3 separate regions of the Homo sapiens genome follow, and all the other regions are linked to region 3. A link is a loop called in an ENCODE intact Hi-C map of the cell type or tissue named here. Cell type or tissue: GM12878. All regions are shown on one strand.

Region 1 (2,500 bases), 62 kb before region 3:
CATTAGCAAATAGAAAGGACATTTATCTATCTATCTTAGGATTCCTTTAAGCGCAAAGGTCTTTAGAGCTGGAGGGAAAAATACACATCTTAAGAACCAGATAAATACAAAATCTCAAGTGATCTATGCTGTCAGCCTACAAATGTCCAGGTGTATGTAGAAGAATCAATAACGTGTGTGACTTAAAACTAAGGGTTAGGAGCCTCGAGAGCAACTCCCGTAAATTATGTCATCAGGGACATAGCAATTATGAGTAGGGTTCAAGTACCCCATTAGGGTCATTGACAAGAATTTAGTCAGGGTGCAGCCCAAATCTTGGGTGTGTATACCGGCTCAGTCACTAGGATGGTAACGGTCAGCTGTAAGAGGGTGAATCTTTCAGCTCCAGGAGGATTTAGGGAAAGTACAGCAACTCTTAAGAGAATCAAAACTGTAGGATTCATATTCGGAATGCAGAAAGAATCTGTGCGTATTTGATGTTCCATGTATTCATAAAGTTTAAAAGAATTTCTAAGCTTTGGAAATCACTGTAAAATGTATAATTGAGTAATCTTGTGATCTTAGTTGAAAACTATTTTTTTTCTTGTCACTGACTGGAGGCTCATGAAAACTAAATTATATACAGTGTTGGAACATTCTAAGAGAACTTAAGTTTCACCATGTCAATTTAATTCATTAAATTTAAAAGAGTTATTTGTAAACTTGGGAATGTATTTGTTTATTGAGACAACTGAAGCAATTAAGAAGGGAATTGAGTGTAGTCTGTTACAAGTTTTAAATATATTTTAAAATGCATGAAGGTGTTTAAATTTGTAAATAGGGTCAAGTATTTTCCAAAGGCCTCTTAAAAGTGGTTGCTATTATTTGCTGGACTTAAAATAGAATTTAAAAAGAAAAGAGAATAATAAGATTTCTAGACTGAACTTAGAAGGTTAAAGGAAAACTAGGCATTAGAACTCGTAACTCAAATAAATTGACTGTGAAATTTGTAAACCTGAATAAATCCCTTTTTGTGCACACACAACACTCTTGAAGGCTATGATCAACACTTCCGAAAGGTCATACAATGTCCAGATGAATGTGCTCGTGTAAAAAAATTACAAACTTATCTTTGCAATCCTATGTCAATAATGGCAAACCATATTGAAATACCATATTATTTACCAGATAAATTCCACCCTAACTCAGAAAGCTTACTCACCTCTCCAGAGTCTGCTTGAAGCTGATAAGATCTGATATGATGCAAGTTGCCTTCCTGCTAAGGGGCTTGTGTTTTCGTTTTTGCACAATCTCAATCTAACTTTCTGCCCTTGTTTTACATTCTCTCCCATTTATAGATTTGTGTGTGTGTGTCTGTGTATTTGTGTGTGATTTGGTTGTCATCTCAATAAGCTATTTCATCACTAACCAACTGATTTATGCTCCTTATAAAGGATCAGTTTAACTCTGTCACTTTAGCTAGAAGTGTTGATAGAAGGTCCTAATAATGCTGTTTGCAGCCATATGTGCTTTGGAAGTTACCGAGCTCTGACCGGGTGAATTCCACTGTGGTCTGATTGTGGCCAACAACAAAATGAGTCAACCATTCTCTGTGGTCCACAGAGCAGCACCATCAGCATCCTCATTAAAAATGGGGATTCTCGGCCGGGCGCAGTGGCTCACATCTGTAATCCCAGCACTTTGGGAGGCCGAGGCAGGCGGATCACGAGGTCAAGAGATCGAGACCATCCTGGCCAACATGGTGAAACCCTGTCTCTACTAAAAATACAAAAATTAGCTGGGCATGGTGGCACGCACCTGTAGTCCCAGCTACTTAGGAGGCTGAGGCAGGAGAATCGCTTGAACCTGGGATGCAGAGGTTGCAGTGAGCCAAGATCGTGTCACTGCACTCCAGCCTGGCGGCAAAGCGAGACTCAGTCTCAAAAAAAAAAAAAAAAAAAAAATGCGGGGAGTATTCTCAGGCCACACCCTGGACCTACAAAATCAGAATCTGCTCTTTAACAAGCTCCTCAGAATCAGAACCTGCTCTTTAACAAGCTCCTCAGGTGATTCCCATGCACATTAAGTTGAAGAAGCATTGATGAAGAAGGGGAGAAATGGGTGGGGCTAATAAAAAGAAGCATCAATCTAGACAAAAGTTCAGGTAACAGTAATCACTGTTTCAGTGATGTGTTGCTTGAGTTTTATGCTCAACAGAGTGCACAGTAGCATTTATTTATTTTTATTTTATTCTATTTTTGAGATGGGGTCTTGTTCTGTCACCTAGGCTGGAGTGCAGTGGCACAAACATGGCTCACTGCAGCCTCAACCTCCTGGGATGAAGCTGTCATCTCACCTCAGCCTCCCATGTAGCTGGGATCACAGGCACGTGCCATCATGCCTGGCTAATTTTTTGTAGAGACAGGATCTCACTTTGTCATCCAAGCTGGTTTTGAACTCCTGGGCTCAAGCAGTCCTCCCACTTCGGCCTCCCACAGTTTTTGGATTACAGGTGTAAGCC
Region 2 (2,500 bases), 200 kb after region 3:
CCCATCCTGTTCCAAAAGACAGTGACTGCAGGTAAATACTAGGGAAGCTCTCTGGGTACACGGCCACTGGGAGCGGCCCCATGCCTCGGGCTCAGACAGTGACACATGTTGTCCTGGAATTCTCCAGGACAGTTGACCTCATTTGTCATCCTCCAGAGACATCAGCAGAACACAGCTGCAGAAAGTAAGCAGGTTCAATAAATGAAAATGTGCAGGCCTCTGCCCGCACAAGTTCTGTACCATCGTTTGTTAGCTCAGTGCCAGGACTAGTTGACTTTTCACTTCTGTACTGGGCTTCTCCTGGGTCGGCTGCAGGAGTGCCCTTGGACGACTGTGGAGGTGTGAGAGGAACAGAAGGAGAAGAGAAGGGAGGGGGAAGGGACTGAGTCTGTACTGAGGCGGCTCCAGCCCCATAATGCACTTGGCTGATGTTTTTTCTCAGATGGGCAGGAAACAGGAAGTGGAGCACAGGAAATGAGTCAAGGTCAATGGTTAGAAAAGGATAAGAGTAATGAAGTCGTTGGCAACATGTCTGGGAAAGACTTCTAGGCTGGGGCTGGAGACCTGCAGTCCAGCCCCTACTTTCCCCTCAAGGAAGTGTGTCCTGGAGTGAGCCTCCCACCTCCTCAGGCTGCCAGAGATCTCTCAAGGGGAGAATGGGAATAAGGAAATTTGCCTTAACTGAGAGGTCCTTTGAAGATCACCTGTTGATTGTTGAACTTTTTAAAAACATTGTTGAGAGTACTCTATCATTGGTAATAGGAAATTATTGTGATTCTTCGGACCATTCTCTTCATATCTACACTTTTTGTTTTCATTGAGACGGAGTCTCGCTCTGTCACCCCAGGCTGGAGTGCAGTGGCGTGATCTCGGCTCACTGCAACCTCTGCTGCCCATGTTCAAGTGATTCTCCTGCCTCAGCCTCCTGAGTAGCTGGGACTACAGGCAAGCGCCACCACGCCCGGCTACTTTTTTTTGTATTTTTAGTAGAGACGGGGTTTCACTATGTTGGCCAGGCTGGTCTTAAACTCCTGACCTCGGGTGATCCACCCACCTTGGCCTCCCAAAGTGCCGGGATTACAGGCGTGAGCCACCACGCCTGGCGCATATCTACATTTAAATATAGTGTGTTAAATATAGCATTTTAAGACAAAATCTCATCAAAAATAGTGATTTGAGCTGATGGAAATGACTTATAGAAAAAAGACTGAAAAGAAATACACTAAGATGTTAACAGTGGTTACCTCTGGGTGGACGGACCATGGGTCATTCATACTTCTCTAAACTTTTAAATATTTTCTAACTTGTCTATAAGAAGAAATTAAATTTTTTTCAATATTTTAACAAGCGTGCACTATTTTTATTTTTTTGAGATGGGGTTTCGCTCTTTTGCCCAGGCTGGAGTGAATTGACGTGATCTCGGCTCACTGAAACCTCCGCCTCCCAGGTTCAAGCGATTCTCCTGCCTCAGCCTCCCGAGTAGCTGGGATTATAGGCATCTGCCACCACAGCCAGCTAATTTTTGCATTTTTAGTAGAGATGGGGTTTCACCATGTTGGCCAGGCTGGCCTCGAACTCCTGACCTCAGGTGATCCACCTGCCTCAGCCTCCCAAAGTGCTAAGATTACAGTTGTGAGCCACTGCACCTCTATTTTTATAACAGAGAAAATGAGCTTTTAAAAATATAGTTTCTGAACTAGGAGCATTCAAATAAAATTGGGAATTTATTTATTTAGTTATTTTGAGACGGAGTCTTGCTCTGTCACCCAGGCTGGAGTGCAGTGATCTTGCCTCACTGCAATCTCTGCCTCCTGAGTCCAAGGGATTCTCGTGCACCAGCCTCCCGGATAGCTGGGATTACAGACGTGCACCACCATGCCTGGATAATTTTTGTATTTTTAGTAAAGACAGAGTTTCACCATGTTGGCCAGGCTGGTCTCGAACTCCTGACCTCAAATGATCCACCCACCTTGGCCTCCCAAGTGCTGAGATTACAGGTGTGAGCCACTGCACCCAGCCAAAATTGGGAGTTAACATAGTAATGTACCTGTGTTAATTTCATAGTTGTGAAGAACATCCCCATGGTTGCATAAGATGCTTACATTGAGGGGAATCTGGGTAAAGGGTAGGGATATACAGGGACTCTCTGTGCTATCTTTTATCTTTGCAACTTTTATGTAAATCTAAAATTATTTCAAAGCAGAAGTTTAAAAATATGTATATTCCTTAGGGTCTATGAGGACTCCAACCTGGAAGTTGTGAGGAATGAATGTCAGTGACTTGCTTTGCTTCCTGCCCCTCTGGCCTTGCTTGTGGGCTCACACCTGCTTCCATTGCCTTCTCTGTCACTCCGTAAACATGAATAATGAACACCATACATAGTTCCTTCTGTTCTTCACAGTGGCCTCTTTACTTAAAGGAAGACAAGGCATTTACACGGAGAACGAGAGGAGGATGGGAGCCGTGATCAAGATCCGATTTTTCAAAATCATGCTGGTTT
Region 3 (2,500 bases):
TCTATGGGTAAAATGACCAGCCGGATGAGCATTAGGCAGGAAAAGTCAACCCCACAGCAGGAGAAACATGTGCCAGATACGAGGCAGCCTATTTCCTGATTGCGTGAGGTCTTTCCCTCACATGGATGCATTTATTTTATTTTATTTTATTTTATTTTTTGAGACAGGGTCTCACTCTGTTGCCCAGGCTGGAGTGCAGTGGCATGATCACCACTCACTGCAGCAGTGACCTCCTGGGCTCAACCAATCCTCCCACCTCAGCCTCCTAAGCAGCTAGGACCATAGGCATGCACCACCACACCCAGATAATTTTTTTATTTTTGTAGAGACGGGGTCTCTCCATGTTGCCCAGGCTGGTCTTAAACTTTTACCTGCCCAAAGCAAGATCTAATCTTCCCCAACCTTTCCATAAAGAAATCCTCCACCGCCTTGAATGAATGCAGGTCTTAAGATCCCCATATTCCTGAAGGGTCCTGCGGCACACCTAGGGGGAAGGAACGCTACACAGAGAGGCCAACAAGAATCTCAACAGGCAGACCTTGTGGCTTTCTCCTCGGTCTGTTAGGACTGGATTGTAGTCTTTTTGTCCAATCACATTTCTACACAGATTTCTATCAGGCCTATCCAATGAAGGCTCCATAAAAGGCCCAAGAAGACGGGGCTGGAGACTTCCTGACAGGTGAAGACAAGAAGGTTCCTGGAGGGTGGAGCACCCAGGGAGGGCATGGAAGCTCTTCCGCACCCCTTTCCCCATGCCTCGCCCTACACATCTCTTCATGTGTATCCTTTGTAACATTCTTTATCATAGATGTAAATGTTTCCCTGAGTTCTGTGAGCCACTCTAGCAAAGTAATGGAAACTAAAGAGGGGGTCATGGGAACCCCAACTTGAAGGTGGTTGGTCAGAAGTCCCTGAGACTCAGACTTGCGACTGGTGTGTGTGGGGGGTGCAGTCTTGGGGACTGAGCCCTCAACCCGTGGGATGAGACGCTACCTCCAATTTGACAGTGTCACATCTGAACTGAATCAGAGGCCACCCAGCTGGTGTCTGCTGCAGAAGTGACTGCTCGCTGGGTGTGTGGGAAACCCCCCTCACACATGTGGTCACCGAAGTCTTCTGTGTTGGTTGCTGTGGCGTGAGAGCAGAGGAAAAGTGGTTTGTGCCTTTTCCTACTCACTACCTATCTGGAGAGACTGTTTAAGTTGAGAATCTCACAGCTGAGAATGTGGCCAAATTTTAGATAGTCATCACTTGAGGGAAAAGCACAAAACAGGAAACAGGCATGAAGAACTTCCCAAATTCCTGATACCAATGCTAGCCTGAAGGAAGACTGCAAGCAATGCAGGGAACTGTGGATAAGGAAGGACGCCCGCCAGGGCTGCTCAGGAATTTTTTTTTTTTTTTTTTTTTTTTTGAGACGGAGTCTCTGCTCTGCCACCCAGGCTGGAGTGCAGTGGCGCTATCTCAGCTCACTGCAAGCTCCGCCTCCCAGGTTCACGCCATTCTCCTGCCTCAGCCTCCCGAGTAGCTGGGACTACAGGCGCCCGCCACCACGCCTGGCTAATTTTTTGTATTTTTAGTAGAGACGGGGTTTCACCATGTTAGCCAGGATGGCCTCGATCTGCTGACCTCGTGATCCGCCCACCTCGGCCTCCGAAAGTGCTGGGATTACAAGCGTGAGCCACCGCGCCCGGCCGCTCAGGAAATTTTCAGTGCCATTATTCTTCAGCAATTACGGAAATGTAGATTTTATACTGGTGCATGAACATGTGCCCTCAAAACCTACCTCAGCTGAGCTAATTTGAAACTGGGCTCTCTGAAAGGAGTCCAGATTTCTTTATTGGTTCTTTTACATGTCATATGCAAATTTTTATTGAAACCATTTCCCCTTTGTTAAAGGGCCATTGTATAAAGAACAGCCGTTGGCTTTCAAAGATTTCTGAGACAAGACCTGGCCTGGGACAGTGAACAGATCAGTGGCTGTCCACACCACCCAGGGTGCTGAAGGGCTCACCACTGTGGTCCATACTGTCTGGCAGGCCCATCTGCTATTTCTTGCAGTGCGTGGCTTTCCAGGAGGCTCAGGTAAGAGCCTGCAACAGTAGAGACCAGGCACACAGCCACTCTCATCCCTCCACTAAGAATGAGCCCTGGGCCATTCATTCCCTTCCTCCACCTTTTGTTCCCTTCTATAGGGGAAACAAGGTCTATTCTGTCTGGGCCCTGCACTCACCTCCTGGTTCCAGGGAAAAGCCATAATTCTCAAAGATTCTAAACTTAAACCAATCAGCTATCTGGTTCAACTCAACATGGTGCCCTCTTTTCTGGGCAGAGTCCTTCTGAGCTGCCCCAAGTATAAAACCATATCTTGTCATCTCTGCGTGATGCTTCTCTACCAGCCACCAGAGCCCCCTGCTGCCTCCCTGCCTGGGGCTTCCACTCTCTCAACTCTGTCCTTAGTCTTCTCCTAAAACAGAGGGTTCCCTGATTTGGCTCTCAG

The links. Hi-C counts contacts between places; a loop is a spot of excess contacts. Peaks named below come from ENCODE experiments on the same cell type or tissue, not always from the same donor. Only the 100,000 strongest peaks of a DNase experiment are listed, where the experiment ranks them.
Region 1: a loop joins it to region 3, with 6 times the contacts of the local background. A loop is called at or near these places in 1 of 110 quality-filtered maps.
Region 2: a loop joins it to region 3, with 2.1 times the contacts of the local background. A loop is called at or near these places in 1 of 110 quality-filtered maps.

What each region holds. Positions count from the first base shown.
Region 1 is chrX:10,002,809-10,005,308 of GRCh38, reverse strand. No RefSeq gene overlaps it. Among named protein-coding and RNA genes, the nearest start is that of WWC3, 11 kb to the left of the region's middle. In GM12878, no CTCF peak of the experiment used is centred here; a DNase peak (open chromatin) is centred at 1,538.
Region 2 is chrX:9,743,575-9,746,074 of GRCh38, reverse strand. GPR143 (G protein-coupled receptor 143) reads left to right here. Exons shown (of 9, transcript NM_000273.3): 5 at 1-31; 6 at 2,402-2,500. Among named protein-coding and RNA genes, the nearest start is that of GPR143, 21 kb to the left of the region's middle. In GM12878, no CTCF peak of the experiment used is centred here; no DNase peak of the experiment used is centred here.
Region 3 is chrX:9,940,886-9,943,385 of GRCh38, reverse strand. The region is part of intron 8 of SHROOM2 (shroom family member 2); the gene reads right to left. Among named protein-coding and RNA genes, the nearest start is that of CLDN34, 25 kb to the left of the region's middle. RefSeq lists enhancers at 823-902, 1,043-1,202, 2,240-2,500. In GM12878, no CTCF peak of the experiment used is centred here; a DNase peak (open chromatin) is centred at 1,085; H3K27ac peaks cover 592 bases.